Regions from separate parts of the Homo sapiens genome. Here region 1 is linked to region 2. The links are chromatin loops, found by intact Hi-C in ENCODE. Cell type or tissue: dorsolateral prefrontal cortex. All regions are shown on one strand. Links, peaks and the distances in the headings refer to the core of each region. The heading gives the core; the rest is flanking DNA.

Region 1 (5,382 bases), core at 150-5,149, 70 kb before region 2:
AGCCTTTCTTGTGCCTCAGCCTTAAGAGTAGCTGGGATTACGGGCGCCCACTACCACTCCCGGCTAATTTTTGTATTTTTAGTAGAGATGGGGTTTCTCCATGTTGGCCAAGCTGTTCTCCAACTCCCAACCTTAGGTGATCCGCCTGCCTCAGCCTCCCAAAGTGCTAGGATTACAGGCGTGAGCCACTGTGCCCAACCCCCCTCTTTAACATAGAAAGTATAATATTGATTATTATGTATTATTTGGGTACCATTTAGAAATTTACTGTTCTAATACAGCTACATGCATGTTTCTACTTAAGAATTATATTCATCAAAAAGTGACACATTGTATGAGAAAACATTTTAAAATTACATATTTTCTGTGCAAACAATTACATTTTTGCTTTATCATCATTTACATGGTTTTTAGATTAAAGAAAACATAAATTTTAAAAATAATTTTGTTACTAAGTTAATTGCCACTTTCCCCTTAATAATTTTTTCAGTACTTTGCAGTACTATTTAAATTTCTTGAGACTGACAACTCCATGCATTTTATTTCACTCTTTTTCTTTCTTTGCTTTATAGTAAATTACCATAGAGGTACACTCTGTATTAGAATTTAGCATTAAAATATTTTCTTTTGTGTTTTGTTATTGCTGTTTAAACAGGCCTTTGTTGAAAATAATCCTGCCATTAAATGGTGTCCTACTCCAGGCTGTGACAGAGCAGTAAGACTAACGAAACAAGGGTCAAATACATCTGGATCTGATACACTCAGCTTCCCATTGCTGAGAGCTCCTGCTGTTGATTGTGGAAAAGGACACCTCTTCTGCTGGTTAGTATAAGACAAGTTGGAATCAGCCTAATCACCTTTCTTTCCAATAGTTATTAAAGACTTTGCACCTTGAGTCAGGCCTTTAAATTGTAGTATACTTGATAGTATTCTTCTTAATTTAAGAAATGTGTAAGAAGTAGTAATAGTTCATATTTGTTGTGTGCTTAGTGTGTGCCAGGCACTACACCAGCTATTTTTTACATATTGAATTCTCCCAACAATGCTGAGTTGAGTTGATGTTATTATGCCCATTTTACAGATAAACAAACTCAGGCACAGAGAAGTTCCCCAGGGGTATACAGCTAGGAATTGGCAGAAATGGGATTAGAACCCAGCTGTTTGATTTAAAGCCCATGTGCCTAAACTATAATACCAAATTGCTGACCATAGATTAGAAAATGTTTAGAGTTTAACGTTTCATTAAAAATATAAGCCTCTAGCAGTGATTCTTCACCAGGAGCTCCCAAAATTACCAAGGTCCCTTTTACAAAATTTTATCTTGGGCCCTAACAAGTAAGATTTTGATTTAGTAGGTTTTTGAGTGGGGCTCTAAAAAAAGAAAATTAAAAATTTCCCAGGAGATGCTAATGAACAGTTCTAGTCAGGAATCAATGACTGCAGGCTCGTTGTTTCTTGTGTTTTGCTTAGTTTCTAGTGCCTGATAGTACTCAATAAGTACAAACTGATGATAAATCAGTATTGGAAAGGATATGTAACTCTGAATACTCTTTTGACTATATATGTGTCAGCCATCAGCACTCTACTTATTCATAGAAGATTCAGTTAACTGTTTTAAGTAAATGATAAAAAAGAAAAAAGCTACAGTATTTATTCTGTTTTTTGCTCATTTCCAGAATTAGCACATATGCATGGATACACTTAGGTGGATATGAAATTTTAGTCTTTACTTTTATGCTTATCAGAAACCAGAAACTAAGTGTATCACTGCTGTATAGTAGGAAGGTATAGTTATGGAACTATCCCTACCCTGGTCTACTTCTTACCTTCGCCATCATCATTAGTTAAAAGTATTTATTGAACTGCAAACCCCTGACTCTAAGTCAAGGTTCAGCAAACTATTGTCTATACTTATTATTAAACATAACATTTTGCTGGAACACAGCCACACCATTTCATGTCACTTTATTTATGTATTGTCTGTGCCTGCTTTTGGGCAATGACAGCAGAATTGAGCAGCTGAGACAGAGACTTCATGGCCCACAAAACTGGAATCCTGGTTGAAAAAGGCTGATTTAGAGGATTAGTTGGAGAAGCTATGAAGAAGGAAAACATAAATTAGGAAAATGTCTAAAAGATAAAAAGATTAGCTTTTGCAGAGATCAGAGAAAAATTAAGTTTTGAAGGGAAAAGAAGAAACTTTGATTGGCATTGTCTTCTTAAGCACTGTGGTTTCTGTGATCTAGCTTTTACCAGTTTTCAGTGTAGTTTAGCTTTTAATTTCTTGAGTTTGTCCCCATTCTCTTTGTATGCTGCAAGTAATAATAAGTTTGGTTTGACTGAAGATAAGAAAGCTAATGGAAAAAACCTACCAATATAGGTCAGACTCTATAAACATAGATGATGCTATAAACTGTAAATTTCTAGAATAACATTTGGAGAAATACATCAGCTTACTTTTTCTCATACCCCAAAATATCAGGCTGGTTATACTCAAGATGCATTGGAGACTATATACCAAGATCACGGGCCCTACTTTGAGTTTTATCCCAGTTCAAGGGATAAACTCACATGTGAGTCCATGTGAATGGCCACATGGACTAAGGTCACACTTGGTAATTATTTACTCTTTCTCCTATTCATTAGGGTAGTAGAGAACCTAACAAAATCATCATTTTTTGGACATAGCACCAGAGAGGAAGAGACTTAAATGAAATAAAAATAAGTTTTAGTGAAGGACAAACTCAGATTTAAGTTCTTCAGCTTAATCTTTTGTCTTTCAGTTTTGGTATTTATTAAGTTATAGGATGGATTTTTTTTGCATTGCCTACTTGATGTCTCTAGGCATTAATTTACAGTTCCTGTTTTTTTGCATTCTTAGCTTTATACCCTTATTCATATAGTATAAAAGCTTTGTCTGTAATTTTAAAATCTAAGTGGAAATTGTCATATGCTTTCTGTTGCTCTTATCTCTTATTTCAATGAGAAGCAAAATCTGTTCACGCAAAAAGACGCTTTACAAGAGAGATCTTCACAAATTAAACGCAAATGATTCTGGTTTTGCTTCTCCTTCTTCAAAATCTCAGAAGTAATTTTCTAAAGATGACTACAAAAACAACAAACGACAATAATAATTTCTTCTTTTCAAGAACTATATATGACAGAAACAGTTGAGCCATACCCAGGAGATATCTGCATAGATATAACTAAATATATTCGTTGTTGGGAGACAAGTAGTATTAATAGGCATTCCCCTTCCCACCACAGGATACCCTTCTCTACCTGTTCACAAAGTTCCATGCCCTTTGTAACTGAAGCTAGCATGGTTTCTCCCCCTAGCCTTTATAATTACAATTTGTGTGATCTGGGAAAAATTATCTCAAGACAATATTCAAAACTTAGATGGGTTCTGACTTAAACCAATGACTTTTCCTCTTTTTTTTTCTTTTTAATTAAGTAAAATATGCTACTGTGTAACTTCTCTGTCTTCTGAACTGACACAAAGTGTCTCTCTTCTCTGAGACAACTCTTCACAGATTTGTTGTCAGAAATACTTCTTGGCCACCAAACTTAAGATGGTATGGTGGCCATTTCTTTCCTCTCTTTTTACTCTGGTCCCTTTTAATCACCAGTGTGAATTGAAAACTGAAAACCTTATTTGGAATTTCTCTTCTAAACACATAGACAGTCAAACATATTTTATTCGCTGAAATTGATTGGCAGGAAATATTCTAAATAATAATATGGTGCCAGGTGTGGTGGCTCACGCCTGTAATCCCAACACTTTGGGAGGCCGAGGCAGGGGGATCATGAGGTCAGGAGATCGAGACCATCCTGGGTAACACAGTGAAACCCTGTCTCTACTAAAAATACAAAAAATTAGCCAGGCGTGGTGGCATGCTCCTGTAGTTCCAGATATTCGGGAGGCTGAGGCAGGAGAATCGCTTGAACCTGGGAGGCAGAAGTTGCAGTGAGCCGAGATCAAGCCACTGCACTCCAGCCCAGGCAACGGAGCGAGACTCCGTCTCATAATAATAATAATAATAATAATAATAATAATAATAATAGTAATAGTAATAATAAGGTAGAGTTTATATTACCTAGCGGTTGAGCATTTATTTACTGAAACTGTGCAAAAAAGTCTTTAAAAGGAACAAATTTTTGAATCATAGTGATGTACAACTTGAGAAACCACAGTATCAGGTTTCTAGTCCACTTAAGTTTCCAGTGGATCAGAGTACAATGTACAGACTTTTCAAGTTTGGAGAAAAGTCTGAAAGTGAGTACTTTTTTCTCCAACATTCACAATAAGGGTTTTGATCAATACCTACTTCTTTATTCAGAGCAGTAGTTGCATGCATCATCTCCCTCTGCACAGACCTCACAGGCCAAGGGACTCTCCTGGAATCCTCTGGACAAAATAGATGAAGCAATCTGTATGTGTAGACCTAATAATTGTGTCTCATCTTTTCTTACAAAACCAGTTTTAAGCCCTTAGATTAACAGCTCTAGTTATGGAAAAATAGATTTTTCTAGATTGGCAGTATCTAGCTATTTAAGTATCAGACTCCTGCCAACTAGCAAAACATTTTCCAGCTCTTCACAGGCCCAGAAATAAAAACATGATACTACTTATTTGGCAGTTCAATCATAAGACCTTATTTAAATATCATGTGTACTCTCTGCAGAGTAGCACATCTGCATAAATAAATGCCACTTGAGGGTTCAATTTATCAAATTTCAACACAGTACAGAGTTATAATAATCTGGGAGATACAGGACCTGCCTGTGAGACAGCTCTGCCACTAACTAGCTCTGTGGCTTGGTGATAAACATCCTCTCCTAAAATAATATGATAAAATAAAGCCTTCCTATCTGATGCAGTCAACATACAGTGCAAGTTCCAGAACCAAAAACTATTTAGCTTCAAATTTTAGCTTATCCACTCTTTACTTGTATGGCCTTTGATAGGTTACTGAACCTCTCTGTGCATGTAAAATGGGGATAAATAGTACCAGTTACAAAGAGATGTTAAGAGAATTAAGTGAGTCAGTACATGTGAAGTATTTAGAACATTGCTTGGTATCCTAAAAAATGTTAGCTAAAGGGGAGAATCATAAAAATGAAGATTTCTACTTAATTCACTCAGAATTGCTTATTAATAAAAAGTTCTAAAATGGCATTGAACTGAAATTGCCAACTTCTGGATATGAATTTCTTCCATCAAGTAATAAATTTTAAAACTTCAGTGGAAGGTTTTTTCCTTTTCCAGAGCCCTTTAGAACCACTGTATAGTCATGCAGCCAGTTGTACATACTGGCACATTTTCAAGAAGAGAGCCATTCCTTGATCACTTGATGTTAGGTTAACCAATCATATTTG
Region 2 (5,382 bases), core at 76-5,075:
AGGGGGCAGTTACAGGAGTCCAGAAGGTTGTGTTGAGTTGGCCACCTTGTGACAGGCAGTGAATCTTGCTAAGGCACACCGCTAGCCCAAGAGGAACTTGTCATTGGGAGGAAGCCATAGGAATCAGTACCTCTCTCTTCCTGCCTCCTGTCTCCAGCTGGAACTCCCCATTGGCCAAAGCCCATGGAAAGCCCTAAGGCAAGAGGGCCCTGGAGGTGAGACCTCCAGGACTGAGAGAGCAGGGGAAGGCATAGGAAAATGGGTTGGGGACAAAGGGACATACCTGGCACACTCCCTTCAATAATACCTACTTTTGTTTGTAGAGCAAACAAAGTGAGTGCTAGCATCACCAGAGTGGTTGCAGCTGTTGCCCATGACACTTCCTCGGCCTTGTAGAAACTAAAACCAGAGACTGTGATTATTGTTCACATACATTCCGAGAAAAGCACACACAAATCAAAGGAAATGTGTATCAAAGACTCACACTGATACGGCTCCTAGCTGCAGACCTTGAAGAGCTGTCTAAAAACAAAATTCACAATAAATCAGAAGCCTGCTTCCCGAGGCATGGGGGCGAGGCCCGGAATCCAGAAGAGGTGATTTGAGGGGTGTGCTTCTGAGCAGGGTCTAGGGAGCAAGGCGGAATATGCACAGCCTGGTACACACAGCCACAGGGCAACTATGGGGAATGAATAGAATTCAGTATTTCTGTAACATCCTCCCTATGATGGACAAGAGAAAATTATTTATTAGTAAACATTTCTTTGAACACAATAGTAACTTTAACATACTCAGTGAATTGAACATGTATTAATTATGAATGTAGAAACCAAGGTAAAAAGGTTCATTTGTAGACCATATTGTCATTCATCAAAGGGGGCCATCCACACTGTATCAATGTTTCATCAGGACAGGATATGCGGTATCTAAGCTTCATAACATTCTGGGTACAGATGCTTTCCAAGGCACCTGAGGGACAGCCTTCCAACCTCAGACATGGGATGAGAAACAAGGTCTTCCCAGTGCCGGAGATGGGGCTGGAGGGCAGATACTGGCAGAGCAGAGTGTGGAGCTGCGTCTGCAGGTGCAGTCCTGGGCTTAGGAGGACTGTCATCACCCAAATAGAGCCAGGGGTGCGGGGAAAGGTGGGATAGGGGCAGGGGCTGAGAGCCAGCAGGCAGTCAGGCTGGAGGATGAGACCAAGAAAGGCACTGAGGTTGTGCCCAGGCCCACAGTCAGGCCCACCAAGGCATGAGGACAACAGAGCAGTGGCCGCAGGGCTGAAGGCATGCCCAGCTCCAAGGCTGCTCTGCCAGAGGCAAATCCAGAGACTGGGCTGACCCACTGGTCCACGGGCAGAGCCAGGAAAGACTCCTCCAGTCTCCAGGGGTAAAAATGAAGGCCCATCCTAGTACGAGGCCTGCGAGAGAAGGCTTTGAACTCCCGCTGGCCAAGGATGGCCAGGAGCAGAGGCTGGGAAAGAAGTGGAGTCTCCAAAGTCCTGGGTTGCCCCTCTGGCATCTCCAAACCCAGTGGGTAATTGCCTGATTCTCTACTTTGTACAACTTAATTAAGTTGGCTTTCTCTATTTCCATTATAGGGAAAACAGTGTATCTAGTCTCCATACAAATGATATTTAATAATGTGCTTGCTTCCAGCCTTCCTCTCCAGATGACTTTCTTCCTCTTATACTGGATCGGTTGCTTCCTATTTCTCCAGCTCCAGCAGCACATGAAGGAGGTGTACATGTGTGTGGTGTGGATGGTGTATATGTGAGTTTGAGTGAGGTGTGTGTGGTGTGTGTGCCTGTGTGTCTGTGTAATATGTGTAAGTGTGTGAGTGTGCATGTGTATGTGGTGTATGTGGTATGAGTAGTGTGTGTAAATGTGTGGTGTGTGTATGACTGTGTGTGTATGTGCTATGAGTGGTGTGTGTAAATGTGTGGTGTGTGTGTGACTGTGTGTGTGTATGTGGCGTAAGGGGTGTGTGTGGTGCGAATGGCATGAGGGGGTGTGGAGTGTGTGTGACTGTGTGTTGTGTGTGTAAATGTGTGACTGTATGTGTAATTGGGAGCGACTGGGAGGAGACAGGGAGAGAGAAGAGGAAATGGTTTCAAGCTAGAAAATGGCTTTCGGTTTTTGAAAGAGTGGAAGAGAGAATAGGAAGAGGCCGTGGAAGTCACAACTGTCTGAAGACTTCAAGAGCTCAGAACATGGGCTCAAGAGGCCAAAATTCTATGGGACAAAAGCTGTTGTCAGTGAAATGTGTTTTCCTTTTTTCCCTCAACTCCTTTTCTGAAATGGGCTTTTTCCCATATATCTTTTAACCCTTGGGCATGAGGTTAAGTCTGGAAAACATAACTAATGCTTTGCCCCTGTATAATATCTCTTCTTTTAAGCCGTTACTTGCTTTGAGATAAACAGCAAAACCTCAGAGATGAGAGCTTCCTTGGAGACCAATAACTTTTATCTCTTGTAATAAACGTTAAGGCCATTTAAAATTTTTAAGTAAAAAACTCAAACATTTCTGGGAAACCAGCACGCCCTCCTGTCGCCCTTCCCCCACCGTCTCGGCTCCCAGATTCCCGCCTCTGTCTGGCTTCCAGCCCCGCCCCGTTCTGAGTGTGATCTGTGCTGTCAGTGCAGGAACTGGGACACCCCACTGCTGGCCCGGGCAGTGAACAGGGTACCCACACCAGCTAAGGAAGCCTCCTCCATGCTTTGGCAGGTGAGGCAATGTCCAAACGTGGACAGCAGGCAGCCCGTCTTCTCCAGCCTCAGGAGCTAGCTATTCCTCCCAGCATGTAAATCCCCAGGGTCGCTACACCGTACTGGTGCTGAGTCTCACCGACGGTCACGTGTTCTTGCTCACTTTGACCACCAGGGGGCGCAGAACCAAACCTAGGCTCCAGACGCGTGCATAGGACTTGATGCATTTTGTACACTAATCTAACCATTATCTTTATTTTCTAGCCCATTTTTCCTTTCATCAGATTTCTCCATTAATTGATCTTATCTTCGTATATTATGGATATTTTTATAAGCCACCTCAAGTCTTATTTGGAATCAGATGGGGAATAAATCAATTGGTAAATAAATCTTCCCGTGAAAGAATGATCAACACTGCTTGGGAAGAAATGCCAACCTTCCCCAAAAAAGAATCGTTTGCTGGCCGGGCGCGGTTGCTCACATCTGTAATCCCAGCACTTTGGGAGGCCGAGGCAGGCGGATCACCTGAGGTCAGGATTTCTTAGACCAGCCTGGCCAACATGGTGAAACCCCATCTCTACTAAAAATACAAAAATTAGCCGGGCGTGGTGGTATGCACCTATAATCCCAGGTACTCGGGAGGCTGAGGCAGGAGAATCGCTTGAACCTGGGAGGCGGAGGTTGCAGTGAGCCGAGATCGTGCCATTGCACTCCAGCCTGGGCGACAAGAGCGAGAGACTTCGTCTCCAAAAAAAAAAAGAAAGAATTGTTTGCTGACAATCTCCTGAATCATACTGAGACGGTTCTGGGTTTTCATAAGAGGACCCAAACACTCTCGGAGTTACTATCTGTGAGCTTCAGAGAGACCACACCTCCGGGAGGCAAGAGGTTTGGCTTGACCCGCCTGACTCCTGGAGGATGCCGGGTCCCTGGGGAGGAGCCCTGCGACCTTTGGGGAGCTAAGCCCTGAGTTGGAATGCAGGGAAACTGGTGGAAATTCGAGTTCTATTCAGGTTTAGAAAAATCTAGGAGCTTCAGGTACCTGCTGAGAGCTGGCACGATCCTGGGGTTTCTGTGGGCAGCACAGAAAGGAATTGGCTGCAAGAAAGGGAGCCACCCTGGGTTCTGTGGTCTAGGGTGGCACCAACGACAGAAAATGGGCAGATGTGGCGAAGCCTTGTGAGTGGAAGCCACCACAATGAGGCGCTGGGGAACCCGGAACGCGGGACCAGGAACCAAGCCGCAGTTAAATCAGGAGAGCCCTCTCAGCCCCTGACTCTGCGGTGCTGGGAAAGCCCTCATGAGCTGAGATGCATCTCAAGCTGTGGAAATGAGGGAGAACCTCGCTCAGAGATGGGTTCTGCTTCCAGTGGGACTTCAAGAAGAAATAAAATACATTTTACAAGAATAAAGAAATATAAACTTCTTGCACACGACTTTGTGAACTAGACGTGGAATCCACTCTCCATAACGAAATGTGTTTGCACCTGAGAGGGGTCCCAGCAACAGTCAGGTTAACTGTTCCTGAAGTGCAGCCCAGACTCGGGAGTGCGCTCCCCAAGGTGCCCTCATCAGAGGCAAGTGTGCCAGCAGGAAGTCGCCCAGATGCCCAGATCCCCTAATCTGCTCAAAGGGTGTGATACCATCTCATAAGTTTACTACTTCATTACAAACAAAATTCCGCCAAGAGAATGTTTCACAAGTAATTTCTATCTGTATTGTTCCACAGGAAGAGTTTCCACAATAAAATGAATGAATTTAATAACGCGACAAAAATATATTTCAGAGGTGAACTAGAACAGGTGCTGTCAAGGTTTACTTACAAAGAATCCCAGGAGAATGTAATCTGCAGGCACCTGACGGGGGAGATTCCCACAGCAATCAAGTATAATAAGTATGGCAAAAAATGCTGAGCTGGAGGATAATTTAAAACCACGTGTTATTTGCTTTCACAGACTATATCATAGCGTATATTATACAGAGATAAATAGATGTAGATATAGATCATAGTAATACTTACCATGATCTTACTTATCTCATAGTATTATAAACAAAAATGTTAATTATTATTTTTGCCTTTTCTTAGTTTTGTTTTTTTTTTTTTTTTTGAGACAAAGTCTCGCTCTTGTCGCCCAGACTGGAGTGCAATGGCGCGATCTCGTCTCACTGCAACCTCCACCTCCCGGGTTCAAGCGAGTCTCCTGCCTCAGCCTCCCGAGTAGCTGGGATTACAGGTGCCTGCCACCACGCCCGGCTAATTTTTGTATTTTTAGTAGAGATGGGGTTTCACCATGTTGGCCAGGCTGGTCTACGAACTCCAGACCTCAGGTGATCTGCCCTCCTCGGCCTCCCAAAGTGCTGGGATTACAGGCGTGAGCCACTGCGCCCGGCCTTCTTAGCTTTTAAAATTAACTTTTCTCATTTCCATCCACAGATAGCTTATGGGGCATTAAAATATTTTTATTTTAAAATAATTATAGATTCACAGGAAGTTGCAGAGAGATAAAGAGGTCCCGTGAAATCTTCACTTAGTTTCCCCCAGTGATTACATCTCATGTATTTATAGTACAGTACCAAAACCAGTAATTTGACATTGATACAGTGTATATATCATCTATGTCATCAAATTATGACACAAATCTATGTGCAGATGCCTGTAACCTCCATCACAATC

The links. Peaks named below come from ENCODE experiments on the same cell type or tissue, not always from the same donor. Only the 100,000 strongest peaks of a DNase experiment are listed, where the experiment ranks them.
Region 1: it touches region 2 in a loop (2.0-fold over the local background); 1 of 110 quality-filtered maps calls a loop at or near these places.

Annotation. Positions count from the first base shown.
Region 1 is chr7:92,351,821-92,357,202 of GRCh38, forward strand. ANKIB1 (ankyrin repeat and IBR domain containing 1) reads left to right here. Exons shown (of 20, transcript NM_019004.2): 9 at 656-822. Among named protein-coding and RNA genes, the nearest start is that of GATAD1, 93 kb to the right of the region's middle. In dorsolateral prefrontal cortex, for the core only: no CTCF peak of the experiment used is centred there; no DNase peak of the experiment used is centred there; H3K27ac peaks cover 2,089 bases.
Region 2 is chr7:92,421,885-92,427,266 of GRCh38, forward strand. It overlaps the pseudogene TMBIM7P. Among named protein-coding and RNA genes, the nearest start is that of GATAD1, 23 kb to the right of the region's middle. RefSeq lists an enhancer at 1,085-1,585 and a silencer at 2,843-2,962. In dorsolateral prefrontal cortex, for the core only: CTCF peaks have their summits at 2,863 (motif pointing right) and 3,064; DNase peaks (open chromatin) are centred at 2,857 and 3,913; H3K4me3 peaks cover 1,468 bases.